Linked DNA regions of Homo sapiens: region 2 is linked to region 1. A link is a contact called in ENCODE POLR2A ChIA-PET data. All regions are on one chromosome and are shown on one strand. The core of a region is the stretch at or near the end of the contact, and the rest is flanking DNA. Distances in the headings are between cores, read along the strand shown.

What was found. ChIA-PET counts read pairs that join two places held with the same protein, here RNA polymerase II (POLR2A).
Region 2: POLR2A ChIA-PET joins it to region 1 with 10 read pairs in PC-3. The contact joins two enhancer-like sites. POLR2A ChIA-PET finds 5 or more read pairs at or near these places in 4 of 52 experiments (BJ, OCI-LY7, PC-3 and 1 more).

Annotation. Positions count from the first base shown.
Region 1 is chr11:125,404,578-125,412,198 of GRCh38, reverse strand. It overlaps PKNOX2 (PBX/knotted 1 homeobox 2), which reads right to left. Exons shown (of 13, transcript NM_001382323.2): 8 at 1,874-2,003; 9 at 1,323-1,420; 10 at 334-453. Among named protein-coding and RNA genes, the nearest start is that of FEZ1, 88 kb to the left of the region's middle. RefSeq lists an enhancer at 2,246-3,445. Within about 2 kb of position 3,723, at least 4 of the 41 ENCODE cell types and tissues checked have a DNase peak (open chromatin) inside an H3K27ac peak, as active enhancers do.
Region 2 is chr11:125,447,727-125,455,347 of GRCh38, reverse strand. It overlaps FEZ1 (fasciculation and elongation protein zeta 1), which reads left to right. Exons shown (of 10, transcript NM_005103.5): 7 at 1,138-1,218; 8 at 2,939-3,014; 9 at 6,781-6,846. Among named protein-coding and RNA genes, the nearest start is that of FEZ1, 45 kb to the left of the region's middle. RefSeq lists an enhancer at 3,817-3,936 and a silencer at 5,421-5,715. Within about 2 kb of position 2,532, at least 13 of the 41 ENCODE cell types and tissues checked have a DNase peak (open chromatin) inside an H3K27ac peak, as active enhancers do.

The DNA of each region.
Region 1 (7,621 bases), core at 2,474-4,973:
ACTCCCCGCAGTGACCCTCTCTCTGTTCATGAAACAGTGTGACACACCTGCCCAGCACTTGACTCTTGAGCATGCACTTGTCCCCATTACCCCATGTGTTGCCACATTTTTTCCAGATAGCAACAGCAGCAGGTACTGGAGAAGGTCTCCAGCTTTAGGCCCCACCTGAGCCCCCCTGGCCTGGACTCCAGATGTCATTCCTATCAGAGAGCTCTCCCCGAGGCCGCGCCCTCTGTCTGTGGGTTTGGAGCCGACAGCAGAGTCTGGTACCCACACGGTGGGTTATTCATACCCCATGCCGGGACTCCACACCCCCAAGACACACACACTCACCATGAGATGCTGGAAGAGCCAAGAACGCATTATATTGGTGGCATGCTTGGGCAAGACTCCTCGTTTGTTCTTGGACTTCTTATCCTCATTGTCCAGGAGGGAGGTGAGGTCAAGGTTAACCTTCAGGGCACGTGGAGAGAAAATCAGCATCAGCAGCCTGTGAGGGCAGCGGCTGGGGACCTGTTGCCATAGCGACGGCAGGCTTGGCTGCCAGCCCCTTTCCCGGCTCATTCCTAGGGCCCTGGGGAGGTCACCTTTCCCTCTCAGCCCATGCCAGCCCCTCAGAGAGTGGAGGTGAGGCTTGGGTGATGGGAGAAGGGAAGAAGGACAAGGAGGAAGAGATGGGGAAGGGGGGGAGAGAGAGAGAGAGAGAGAGAGAGAGAGAGAGAGAGAGAGAGAGAGAAAGACAGAGGAAACAGGGCCATGCAGAGAGAACAGGAGAAGATATGAATTTGCCATAAGCTGTCAAGTAGTTATCAGCATTTCTGTGGTACTTTACAGTTTGCAAAGCACTTTCCTATCCATCGCTGTGGTTCATTCTCACAGCAGCCCTGTAGGTTGGCTAGGCTGTGTGCAGTTGCTATTAATCCCCCTTTTATCAATAAGAAGTCTGAGGCTCAGAGAGGTTAGGTGACTTATCAGAGATCCCAGAGTTAATGTCAGATCCCAGACTCTGACTTCCGATCTTTCTACTCTTCCTTTGTGTGTGCACTCTCTACCACTGAGGGACACAGCGGCTCAGTCTGCAGACAGGAATAGGAAGTGCAGGATCCTTTGATGTAACCCCAGGAGGGAGGCAGCAAAATCCCAGGAGTTGATAAAACCTTTCCAAGACCCAGCTTCTTATCTGTAAAGTAGGGGTAATGATACCTCTTAGAGGATGATGAGGATTCAATGAGTCACCCGTGTAAAGTGCCTGGCAGATAAGAAGCGATTACAGGTGCCCTAGCCCACACCATGCACATGTGCACACACCTACACACACTCACCTGTGTGTTCTGGATCTGGATGGCTCCCTGGGGGATTGCTTGGGTGACCACCTGACCCTGGGAGGTTACCATGGTAACCGGTTGGTATAAGGCTCCACCTGAGGAGACAACCAGTTTTGGGGTCCCCTGCCATGGGAGTGGGTAGGAGCGAGGGCAAGCAGGGTTCCCAGTTCATTTGGCACTCATGTGTAAAGACCCTCTACTTGGAGCCCTTGGGTAGCGAGCTATGGCTTTCTGCTTTATGGGTGGGTGGGGGATGGTGTCTAGAGCCTAGGACAGAGCCTCTGGTGGGAGGTGCTTCGGGGAAGGGACAACAGCCTTACTTGGTCCTCTCAGGGGCTCATGAGATTTTGACCCAAATTTGTTCTAAACCATCACAATTGGGTCTTGGCGCTAACCGTCTATAAACTTACAGAAAACTTTAGTCAAGAAACTGAGCTGGGAGCCCCTCCCTCGGTGGAGGACAACCCCCACCCCTGGAACCGCCTCGGGGCCACCCTTTCTCCTCCCAGGGAATTCCCACAATCACCCTTCCCAGTCTTTGCACCGACCTGACACAACTTGTGAGTTGACGGTTGTCATGGCGATGTTGCCCTGCTGGAGCGCTGAGGCTGGGACCACAATCCCCTGGGGGTTATTGGAGACTCCGGACATGGAATTGGGGGAATTCTGCAGGAGGTCCTGGCAGTGAGGGAGGCGTGGTTTGTGACAATGACACTGAGAGCTTAGACCCTACAGCCCCAGAGTCCTCTTCCGTCCTTTCCCCTTCCTGCCTGCCCCCCTCCCTCCTTCTAGCTCCTCCCCAGACCCAGGTCCAGAAGGCAACTCTCTTGGTTTCCTAGAAAGGGTGAATAAGAAGGCTCAATTAAAAAAAACAAAAACAAAAAGAGTCACCCATTTAACCATTCCATTGCCCTGAAAACCTAAGGCACAAATTATCTGATAACCCCCATGGTCTCCTCCTTGGCTGTACTTTGAAATCTCCAGTAATGATGCTTGGGTTCCAATCTCAGAGAGTCTCATTTAATTGTTCAGGAGTGTGTCCTGGGCTCTGGATTTTTTCTTGATCAGATCCATCATATTCAATGGGCTCCGGGTTATTAAAAGCTCCCCAGGTGATTCCACTGTCAGCCGGGTCTGAGAAAATGGCTTCACCTGGTCGGCACCTGCTCATCCTTCAGCGACGCTTGTCTCCTGATGCTTTCCCGTCCCCCGGCTGCTCTCCACACACCTCCATCACAGGCCTGTCACACTAGGCTGCACACACAGAGCAGCCTCCAGCTCTCACCTTTGTATCCTTAGCACCTAGCTCAGGATACTAAAATACATGTTAAATAAGCAAATGAAAGCCGCCCTAGCCTTCCCATAACCTGTCTTCTAAGGGTGTCTCATATGAGCCTCAGCCACCTTCGGCACATGGCATCGATCCTGTTCTCTTCCTCAGGCTGCCCACAGGATTCCACTGGAAACAGACTCTCCTCTCCCCACACTGCCGACCAGCACGGAACCTTTGCCGCTTTTCTTTGCGTTAGCCCAGGCAGGTAAGACATGTTTTCCTGGCCCTCTGCTCTCCTCACCATTCCTAGTTAACAGCTGGGTAAAGAAGTCCTTGGACTTGCTGTGGAGCCCTCCCTGCTTTCTGGGGAGCCTGCACTGGGAGGCTGGGTGCTTGGAGAGAATTTGTGAGGAAGGAATAGGATGTGGGAGAGGTTAGGGTCTCTAGGTTCGGAGAAGAAAAAAGGCAGCGAGTGAAGTGTGGGAGCCTCAGGAGGCCTGCCTGAGTCTCTTAGCTCCTCCTAGCCACGGTTCCTCATCTGAAGACGGGGCTTGAACCAGTTAACAGGTCCAATGGCCATTTCGGCGACATTCCCATGCTCAAATGCTGGAATCGTAAGGCGTGAACTGCAAGGATTTAGAGACAGGTAAATGGTCAAGGAAATAGACAAAATGGGGCAAAAAAGAAGGCCCCAGCTTCCCGGTTTTTGTTTTAGGACTTGAAGAAGCTTGGGTCTTCAGCCTCCAGGGCAAGTCTAGGGTTTTGAGCCCGGAAATCTGTGTTTGGAGGAAACCTCGAGCCAGTGACTGCCTACCTGTAGCAACGAAGGGAAAGTGTTACAGCCCGGGGGACAGCCATGGCGAATCTCCTCCCAGACCCTGACAACACAGAACCTGGCAGAGCCTGTCAGGAAGTGGAAGTCGGCACTGATTTATACATCTCACTCGATTCAGCTGATTAAATCCCCCTTGGCGTCTCCTCCAGAGCTGCCTTTTTTTACTCTCCTGGGTTGTCTCTGGCCCAAGAGCTGGAGGAGTATTTCCTATAAATAAGCAGCGCCAGGAGGAGAGGAGCCAAGCACGCCCTCCTCCCACCCACCTGCCGCACGGGCCTCCTGGTGTGGCTCCTCCGGGTGGGTGGGGCGATGGAGGCCTTGCTTCTATTCTGAGCTCACCTCTGCTGCTGTGACCTTGGGGAACAGAGGGGGCAGCTCTTGCCTTGGCTTCCCCTTCCTGGGGCCCCGTGGGAGCCGCCTAGCCCGTGAAGCTTATACTTTGAGCAGAGCTCTTGGCCTTTCTGTTCCTGCAGTCGCAGTCTAAAATGGAGTCTGCCATGCAGAAGCCTAGAAACTGGAAGAGCCCCTGGAAGCCACACATTTCCCCTCCCTGAAGTACAAATAAGGCACTGAGGTTTAGAGATGCCTGGGACTTCCCAAGGCCACACAGCCCGTTAGCAGCCAGAGGACTAGAACACAGATCTCCTTCACCCACAAATGCCCCCTACACCGGTTCTGGGCTGCAAATGCTCCTTGAATCCTGCAGGTCAACCAATCATCATTGCAGGCAAGGTGAACAGATAAAAACAACTAAAACTCAGAAGTCCAGAAGCAGCGTGGGCACTGGAGGAAAGGCAATCTCGTCACCACCCTTCTGTGGGCCTCATCTCCTTATGTATACAGTGCATGTGACACCGGGACCCTCAACGCCTGAGTTTTCAGCGATGAGACTGCTCTGAGTTTGAGTTCTCCTTGTTCCAACATCCCAGCCTACCATTCTCATGGTGTGTAAACCGTGCTGATATTATATTTGAAGCTGAAGCAAACTCGGAAGGTAAATTTACTTTTTTTTTTGTTTGTTTTTTGAGACAGGGTAGAGAGTCTTGCTCTGTTGCCCAGGCTTGTCTCAAACTTCTGGGGTCATGTAATCCTCCCACCTGAGCCTCCTGAGTCATGGGATTACAGGCGTGAGCCACCACACCAGGCTTGAAGGTAAATTTAATGGGGGAGTGGGTACCTCCATGCCATTCACCTTAAAACCAGTGGAAGTGACTTCTCAATCCCTTGTTTGGAATCATCCATGCTAGCCTGTGCCTCTTCTGGTAGGGATATTTGAGAATTTCAAACATAAAAGGTTGTCCTAGACTTTCTTCACCCCCAAAAAAGTACCCAACAAGGTTAGAAAAATACAAGCAAAGTCAGTAAAATAAATACAAGATGTGTCCCTTGGGATTCAACCAACACACATTGTTTCCTAGCCAAAGGCAGAGGGTGAGCCACCACCTGGATGCTTCGTCTGCTTACTCAGACCCTGGCTGCTTCTCCACCTTGTGGCTTGGATACCCTCCATGCCAATTTACCCAATTTGGGTAACTAAGGGCAATTTATGCATTGGATCAGAGCCTTCTCTTTCCTACCCTTCTCTCCCTTCCCTGGGTCTTTGGCTGGAAGGTGCTGAGAGGCAGCCAGATTCTATCAGTGAAGGAATAAAATAAAAACCTTCAGAGATAGAGTCCAAGGGCAGGGCTGGGACTGGCAACGTTTTAGGTGGGGCAGGGAAGAGGAAGCAAAATTTTGGCATCCCGGAGGTCTGGGGAAATGATATTCATCCCTTACATCTGTAAACATGAGCTGCTTCACAAACCTGCCTTGAGTGTGCTTTTTTTTTTTTTTTTTTTTTTTTTTTTTAGACATAGATTCTCAGGGCCACTGGGTCAAGACCCTCACCCATCATCTAGCAATCTATATTTCTAAAAACTTCCTTGTGATGGTCCCAAAGATCGTACACGCTGAGTATGAGAGAGCTTTCACCACGCTGTTCCATTTTAATGTCACCATCACCCCATGGGGTCAGCAGGACTGTCCTATTTGCCTGAAGAGAGATTGAGGTCCAGAGAGGATGGAAGTGACTTCCCAGAGTCAAATAACTGTGCCTCCAGCCTAAGGCCTCTGGCTCTGAGTGTAGGACGAGTGCTCACAGAGAGAGGATATGTGCTTCGGGGTCAGACAGGCTCCAATGCAAGCACAGTGCCTGGCACATTTAGCCATCCAATAATTTATTTCCCACTTCCCTTGGCTAAGGTCACTCAACTAGGGAGTCGTACAGTTGGGATTTAAAAACCTGTCCTAGAAGCCTTCAAGCCACTTGAGTTCTTTACGTAGCAATGGAAGGGGTTCAGCTGGGGTTGCGCACGCAGGCAGAGTTGTGCAAACCTGGCTACATGTCTCCCTGTCTGAGATGTTCCTGGGCAATGGTCGAGTCCCAGGATCCTAAGCATCGTCTCTGACTAGCCCCACAACTCCACTTGGCTGCGATTTCCAGTCCAGGCTTAGTCTCTAGAGCCGTGGAATGGAGACAAGGAGGGTCTGACTCTCTTTTCTGAGGAAGGAACTTCCAGAGCAGCGGTGGAAACCCCGTGGGGAGCACATGTTGGCTAAGCACACAGTATTATTAGCTTTTTGACAGCTTCCCCTCAGGGCTTATCAGACTCCAAACCCAGGTAGATGCCACTGTGTCTAGACACAGAGTTGCTCCCCTCTAGGCTCCTTAGCACCCAGATGGAAGTGAGAAGAGTGTTTGGTACGGTTCTAGTTACTTTTTTCAGCACCCAGAGCCTCACATCCCTGCTGGAATTATCCAGGAACCTGGGGATGACAGCTGGTTATCCAGCCCAAGAATTCTGTTCGTTTTGTTCCACTAGGAAGACAGCCGTGGTGTCCCCAAGCCTCTGGAAACTGCCTGAGGCCTGGGAATCAGATGAAAACCAACACGCCGGGCTCCATGGGCACCCCTGGAAGCGGCCCCACTCCTGTTCCTTGTGTGCTGTTGATTGAGACTCAGAAGCAGGAGCCTCTCAGGAGGGGCAGAGCAAGGCAGGGCTTTGGGTTTGGAATGGCAGAGAACTGGTGCCTCCCGAGCACCATCCTCTGGGCCAGCTGCAACACCCTGGAACTGCGACTGCCACTCATTCTTCACAGACCTCAGTGGTCCCCAGGGGAGTTTTACTCCAAATTGCATTTGGAACAGCAGAAAGATGACTTGTTCCAAAGGAAGGCCTTACTAAGAAACGATGAGAAGCTGTGGAATGACTTTTGGAAGTGGGGGGTGCAGGGGCCCACATGAATGCACAGCGGTCTCACGTCAGCCCAGGAAGAGCTGTCTGTCCCTGTGAGCCACCGTGCTTCATTTTTAATAGGGAAAGGGCTTGAACTGCCCTGGGAAACTCAAGGAAGACTTCATTTCCACTCAAGGAAGGAATTCCTGGAAGAAACCAGAATGGGACAAAGACATGAAGGAGTGAAGGAGATAAATGACAGAAAAGTTTCTGTTTAAGCTGTTTTGAAATAGGTGGAATTTTTATCTTACTTGGATGCCTGTGAAACAGGGGAATGAACGGGATGGCCTGGCAAAGATCCTTCCAGCTGAGGACTGTAAAAGAGCCCATGCCATTTCCTAAGGATTGTGTGGGAGGGTGGGTGACGGTGAGTCGGTGGCCGGAGTGGGGTGCAGTGCGGAGCCAGCCCCAGCCACCTGCCATCCTCCCCCCGGCCACTAGAGGTCTCTGCTGATCCACCGGCTCAGACCACACTCACCAAAGCCTCCCAGAAGGCGCGTGCTGGCGGCTCCCCTGCCTGGGCTCGGGGCGGGTGGGGGTCGGTTCTGAATGTCTCCTTTCTGCTGGAAAGCTTGTCCTGACCTCTCCAGGGCACAGCCGCGGCCCGTCCTCTGGACTCTTCAAAGCCTCCCATCTGCCTTACATACTGGACACAACAGAATGGTTCTCTCTAATGCAGGCGTCGTCTTTCCCTAGCTTGGTGGCAGGCTTTTTGAGGGAAAGAGGGGTCTTTCTCTGAATTCCCCGAAACTGCTTAGCGCAATGTTAAGTGCATGGTACATGCGAGATACATGTGTGGTCTGACTTTGGCCTAAGGCTGTGGGTGTATTCCTGTGTGTGGTGGTGTGTGTGTGTTTGTGTGTGTGTGATGTGTGTGTTTGTGTGTGTGCCCGCGCAAATGTGCCTTAGGAGG
Region 2 (7,621 bases), core at 1,283-3,782, 44 kb before region 1:
ACCATCTCGGCTCACTGCAACCTCCGCCTCCTGGGCTCAAGCAATTCTCCTGTCTCAGCCTCCCTAGTAGCTGGGATTACAGGTTCATGCCACCACTCCTGGATTATTTTTGTATTTTTAGTAGAGATGGGGTTTCACCATGTTGGCCAGGCTGGTCTCAAACTCCTGATCTCAGGTGATTTGCCCATCTTGGCCTCCCAAAGTGTTGGGATTACGGGCATGAGCCACCGTGCCTGGCCCCAGATGCCTTATTGTTCTATTGTTCTATTTTTGGGTTTAACCCAAACCCCTGGTTCTCATGGTTCATTTTTTTTTTCTTTTTTTTTTTTTTGGTGAGATGGAGTCTCACTCTGTTGCCCAGGCTGGAGTGCAGTGGTGCGATCTCGGTTCACTGCAATCTCTGCTTCCCGGGTTCAAGCGATTCTCCTGTCTCAACCTCCTGAGTCGCCGGGATTACAGGTTCACACCACCACGCCTGGCTAATTTTTGTATTTTTAGTAGAGACGGAGTTTCACCATGTTGGTCAGGCTGGTCTCAAACTCCTCACCTCGTGATCTCCCCGCCTCGGCCTCCCAAAGTGCTGGGATTACAGGTGTGAGCCACTGCGCCCAGCCACTCATGCTTCTTAATCAGGGGAGCTCAGTAGAATTATCTAAGGAGTTTTTTTCAAAATGCCTTTCCCTAGGCTCTATCACAGACCTATGGAATTAGTTCTCCGCATGTACATTTTGAAAAAAACTTCCCCCATCAGGACAGTTGCTTTAAGACAGCCTCTTCTGATAGCTGAACATTTTGTTTTCCCCTAAGATCTTTGCATCATGGTTCATTTAAGTTTGACTGAACTGCTTTATTTTTCTATTTGCATGATGGAGGATAAAAGGAGGAAAACTGGGGGATGCAGAGGGGTCTTGTAGCCCTGAGGGACTTACTAAGATAAGAGTTCTTGAGACTCTGTTTATTCTTGCAAAGCTCAGGCTTCAATTCTGGCCTGTCTCTGTAAGCCAGTGTCTTACACTTACTGTCTAGTCACAGAACCCTGGGGCGTTATCTGGGACAGCCTGGTAGCTGAGAGGTCCCTGGGTGTGGTGACAGTGTAGCAAGAAGCATTTGCCCTTCTTGAGTCTCTCTCCCCCACAGCGCTTCAGCATGGAAGGCATCTCCAACATTCTGCAGAGTGGCATCCGCCAGACCTTTGGCTCCTCAGGAACTGACAAACAGGTACGCGTAGTCTCCCTGCTCCAAGCTCTCTTCCTAGACTCCTGCAGCTTGGCCTCCCCAGCAACGCAGGGGGACAGTGACTCACCAGAATTATCCCAGCATTTATTTAGGGGGTTAGGGGTCCTAACACTTTTTTCTCCTCTTAAGGAGGAACAGAGAATATCTTTTTAAAAGGCAAACTTTTTTTTTTTTTTTTTTTTTGAGCTCTAGTGTTCTAGGACATGGGCAAGACTTAAAACTCAACACTGCTTGTAGGTCTAAGAATTAAGTTGTTTTAAGGATGAAATGCATTAAGAGGGAGTCCATTTGATGATAGATCCCATCCTAGAGTTTAGTTAACTTTCCACCACACTGGATCACCTGCCAAGCCATTCCCACTAAGACTGCCTCTGCAGCTTCCCAGCTCTGGTTGGAACCCATGCTGTGGCTTTTTGTTGGCTCAGTAATTTCCCTGTGACATAGCTTGCATTTCTGGTTATTAAGACAGCATTCACAACTTTTATCAAGCGCCTGCTATGTGCTAAGCTCTGTTGTTAAGCCCTCAGGTGCAAAGGTGAAAAGTCCTGACCCCTGTCCTCATGGAGTGTATAATCTAATAGACATGGCTGGCACGTGAACAGAAAGTTTGAGATGGTGGAATGAGTGTACATGAAAGTGTATATGTTTTAAACATATTTGTAGCTGAATTCTAAGTGCTAGAATTCTAGAACTCTAGAATTCTAGAGAGTCTAGAGAAGGGGAAGAGATTTTAGCAGCATCGATCCCAGTCCTCTTGTTTTATGGCAGTGAGAACTATGGCCTGGAGATTCAAGGCATTTTTCCAAAGCCACACACACTGTCAGTGGCAAAGCCAAGACTAAAATGTGAGCTTCTGGCCGGGCGCGGTGGCTCACGCCTGTAATCCCAGCACTTTGGGAGGCCGAGGTGGGCAAATCACCCAAAGTCAGGAATTCGAGACCAGCCTGGCCAACATGGTGAAACCTCATCTCTACTAAAAATACAAAACTAGCCAGGTGTGGTGGCAGGCACCTGTAATCCCAGCTACTTGGGAGGCTGAGGCAGGAGAATCGCTTAAACCCGGGAGGTGGAGGTTGCAGTGAGCCGAGATCAAGCCACTGCACTCCAGCTTGGGTGACAGAGCGAGACTCTGTCTCAAAAAAAAAAAAAAAAGTGAGCTTCTTAGCTTTGATCTAGAGCTCTGGCACTCACCACCTCAGGCTTCCTTGAGACTCCTTTGACAGCCCACTAGGCCCTGATGCTGGTTTTGTTGTAGGAGCACCTGACATCCAGCAGAGGGAGCAAATCTGACATCAGAGACCCTGGGCGGGGTTGAGGTTCTCTTGCATATCTTTTTTGACAAAAGACAAACAATTCCTTCTCAAATTGCACTGCAAAGAATAAGAAAATATAATCCCCTTGGATTTATTCTCTGCTTTCAGTCTAAAGGAGAAAAAGCTCCCCAGGATTCCTAAATAACAGAGAAGTTTGTAGTGTAGGAAGAATCTAGAAGTTGGGATGGAGAGAAATGTGGGAAAGTCTTACTTTTAAAGAGACATTCCCTAAAGAGGGGTAAGAAGTTCTGAAACAGTGACGTACCAGTGACCATGAATGTTTCAGAGAAGGTCAGATTTGCAGTGTGTGTCTTAGAGAAAGGCTAAATCTCAACCCAGAGGAAGCATGTCTTCTGTCTCAAGCCCCCTGCATGCTGTTTGTCTTGCAGTATCTGAACACAGTCATTCCTTACGAGAAGAAAGCCTCTCCTCCCTCAGTGGAAGACCTGCAGATGCTGACAAACAGTGAGTTCCTCTTGTTCTCAGCCAGATCAGTGGCTCCTTTTTCTCCCTTCCTGCCTGTACGTTGTACCTCCGTGCCGCAGGCCCGAGACTCCTCAAAGCAGGTTTACATGGGCCAAAATACCCTCCAAATTACTGCGTCACATCCTCCCGCACAGTGTAAAATTAAAATACTCTGCAGTGATAACCAGAGCTGTTTTTTCTTTCTCCTGGTTCCCATAAGGGAAGAGGCCTGCTGGGGGAAAAAAAAATGAGCTGGTGAAAGAGGTTGGGGTGCTGGTGCAGGGGACTTTTTGTTTTCCCCTGCAGTTCCCAAGGCTTGGCATCCTCTGCCTCCCTGTTCTCTCTCTCCCTGCAACTTGAGGTTGCCTGGTCGGCACTTGTGCCCCTTGAAGCAGGGCGCCTGGTCTCTGGGTCTGGCTGTATTTTTAATGAGAAGCAAGGTTTCTTGGGTGGGGTAAGGCTGACTGGAAAAAATAGAGTCCAGCTTTCCTTCCAGGAAGTGACTGCCTCCTCTCCTCCACTTTGCTCTATTGTCAAATATTAATAAACATTCTGAACTATGAGGGAAAACAGTGTGTAACAAAGAGCCTTTTGTAGACAGTAACTGTTTATATACATCAAACAGTACGACCCCCAAAGGGCTGGGGGGCACATGGTGTTAGCCATCAGTGTCAGCTTGGCCCTCTTAGGACGAGAAAAATCCTAGGCTGAGATGTGGTGACAGGCCCAGAGGATCACGAGGGAAATTCCATTTCCTTGGCAACCGTGCCCTGCAGAGAGTGACAGCTAACGAGGCCCCGCCCACTGCAGCCTGTTCTGGAGGGAAGGGGCCAGTGCGGGGCTACTGGATACCCAAGGAGAGGGGAAGTTGAGCTTCTGTTCAGCTGAGGAGGATGGATACCTGCTGGGGCCTGGTGCTGAAGGTGACCAAACGTTTCATTTTTTGTCAATTTGGAGAGTGAAAGCAGGAGGTTCTGGCAAACAGAAATCCTGCCTACATCATGCCTGCATCAATAGACACTGTGTCCTTGAGAATCAGGAATTTTAAAATCAAAGTACAGTGACTTGTCCTTAACTCATTGTAAACTCCTTTATTTGCATAAATATGCACTAAGTTTCTTTTTTTTTAAGGGAGAAAATAGAGATGAACTGACATTTATAGATGTTTGTGTTTTCACACAAGTTACATTTGGAAAGTAATTTGGACAAATTATGAAGGTTGATATATGTAAAGTATTCTATCATAGCTCAAAAAAATAAATAGCTATTAATTTGTTGCAGATACCCATTCAGGAATTCAGTGTGAAATCTTTTCATTTTAATTAAGAAACAGACTTTTTTCTATTTTGAGTGGTTTTGTTTACATTTTTTAAGTTCATTAAAAAAATTATAGCTAGAGTATATCCATCATTTAGACTACTTTGGAAATAAGGAAAAGCAAACAAAGAAAAATAAATAACTCATTGTCTACTCCACTATGGTTACCATTTTGGTGCTTTTCAGACTTAATATTTTGTATCTTTTCTATATAGTTGAGATTATACTGGCTGTAAAATTTTGTGTCATGATTTTAGTCACATTAGTTAACACTTTGTTAATGTTCTTTTTATGGCTATCTCTTCTATCATGTGGATATACTACCTTCCAACATTTTATTGCTTTTAGAAAAAAAACCTGCCATCTTTTCTGAATACCAATTCTCCTGTAGGTTATGAAGCCTCTCTTTTTTGGCAGATCCTCATATGAATTTGTGAACAATGCCTCTTCTCTCTTCTACTCTTTGAACTAAGTACATAGGCCAAAGACCAGCTCCTGCGACTAGCCAATCCTTGTAAATTTTAGATTTTGGAGATTAATTTAGATACGTATTGGCAAGAGCAATTATTGTATTTTTACGTGATCTTCGTGGTGTGGCATTTAGTCTGCTTATGCTCAGTTGCAAAGTGTTCTTGACAACTAAGCTGAAATGAAGGCATGTCTAAAAATGCAGAAAAAAATAAAACAGGCCGAGTATGGTGGCTCACGCCTGTAATCCCAGCACTTTGGGAGGCCGAGGCGGGTGGATCACCTGAGGTCAGGAGTTTGAGACCAGCCTGGCCAACATGGTGAAACCCCCATCTCTACTAAAAATACAAAAAATTAGCCAGATGTGGTGGTGCACGCCTGTAATCCCAGCTACTTGGGAGGCTGAGGCAGGAGAATCGCTTGAACCCGGGAGGCGGAGGTTGCAGTGAGCTGAGATCGCACCACTGCACTCCAGCCTGGATGACAAGAGTGAAACTCCGTCTCAAAAAAAAAAAAAAACCCAGAAGAAACCAGGACCCCCTAGAATCCACTTAAGCTGAGATGAATACATGTCTAAAGATACAGAAGAAATAAAACAGAAACAAACCAACCCCTCAATGGCCTCAGGTTGAGTCTCTTTTTCTGGACCTGGCTGCTGACTCACGCCACCATTGGATTTTCTTCCTCACTCACTCCTAATTCTTGGATTCAAGTTTCATTACCCTGTCTTGAAACTAGTCAAGGTAATCAATCAAAGGAGGACAAGGATATCGAAATGAAGTGGCAATCCCACTGTTGCAGCTGCCTTCTGACCCTAGCTATCAGTGCCAGTTGATCTTTAGTGTTTTCTTGGCTTACAAAAGTAATACATGCTCATTGAGAAAAGCCAGACCCCACAGAAATGCAGCATAGAAAAGAACATCCCCTATTGTCTTACACTCAGAGATAACTACTTAACAGTTTCATGTATTATTGTTCTAGATTTTTTTTCTATGAACATTAGCATTTAATTATAAAGTTAATAAATGTTCTGTAACCTTTCTTCACTGATAACTATGTCTTGTACATATAGCTCTCTCTTATTTTTCTTTTCTTCCTCTTCTTCTTTTTTTTTTTTTTTTTTTTTTTTTTATAGAGACAAAGTCTTGCTATGTTGTCCAGGATGGTCTTTTTCTTGTTTTTGAGACAGAGTCTCACTCTGTTGCCCAGGTTGGAGTGCAGTGGCATGATCACAGGTCACTTTGGGAGGCCAAGTGGGGAAGATTGCTTGAGCCCAGGAGTTCAAGACCAGCCTGGGCAACATGGCAAAACCTCATCTTTACTAAAAAAAAAAAAAAAATTAGCTGGGCATAGTGGCACGTGCCTGTAAGTCTCAGCTACTTGGGAGGCTGAGAGGGGGAGGATTACTTGAACCCAGGAGTTTGAGGCTGTAGTGAGCTGAGAACACGCCACTGCACTTCAGCCTGTGTGGCAGGGCGAGATCCTGTCTCAAAAATAAAAAAGAAAAGAAAGTCACCAGTAGGTCCACTACCTAGAGACAAACACTGTGGCTCTTGCTGTGTTCTCGTCTATCACCATGTGCAGGTTTGTTACGGGGGCATATTGCGTGATGCCTCTCAAGTACTTTGGACTACAGGCGTGTGCCACCACACCCAGCTATCTTTTTTTTTTTTAATTAGAAATGAGGTTCTGCCATATTGCCCAGGCTGGTCTTGAATGCCTGGGCTCAAGGTCTGGGTTACAACTGAAACTAAACCTGTCACCCAGGTAGTGAACATAGTACCGGATAGGTAGTTTTTTAGCCCTTGCCCCTGAAATGCTGACCCCTGATAGAGCCTTCTAGACTTTTGCTCAATACTCAATAAATGTCTGGTTCTTTTGAATCATTTCTCTCTCACTCTGGGCTGGTGGGTCATGTGGCCCTAGAAGTGAACCTCTGACCAGATGGTATCTTAGTTCCTCTCTCTGTCTCCTTTCCTAGTTCTCTTTGCCATGAAGGAGGATAATGAGAAGGTGCCTACTTTGCTAACGGACTACATTTTAAAAGGTAAGAGCAGCCCCAGGCCTCCTGGAGCAGAAGGGGTTCTCTGGAGCTCCTGCTCCAGTTAGGGAACCTTCCCAGCTTGCCCATGCCAGACCAGACCAGGCAGGGGCCAGGGAAATCAGGGACAATTGAAAGGCTTTGGAGTAATAGGTTTTCCCTTTGGGTGTTGCCAGGAGGCCGCAGGAGGAGATTCCATCACCCCCGAGTCACCAGTGACTTTCCTTGGAGCAACAAACCAACAAAGGACTTATTGTGAAAATTCTGCAGAGTTTGGGCTACTTAGTATTTAGTTGGGAAAAACAAAACCTGATGATAATTTAATACTTTTCAAGCACTTGAAAGGAAGCTGGAGACATAATTGACTACACCCTTTCATAACTTTTTAACCTTGTCTTATGGAAACTGGTTGTACATACAAGAGTAGAGGAAATGGCATAATACACTCTCAGGTACTGATGAGCTGGCATCAACAGTTATTAAGTCCCGGCCAGGCTTATTTCATTTACGCCTCTACCCAACTTCTCCCCTCCCATGTTATTTTAAAGCAAATCTCTGTCATAGTTTTCATGCATAACTATTTCGGTATGCATTTCTAAAACATAGGAACTCTTGAGGAAAACATAGCCATAATACCATTTCACAACTAAAACAAATGAAGAGTTTCTTTCTTTTTTTTTTTTTTTGAGATGGAATCTCGCTCTGTCACCCAGTCTGGAGTGCAATGGCGTGATCTCAGCTCACTACAACCTCCGCCTCCTGGATTCAAGCAATTCTCCTG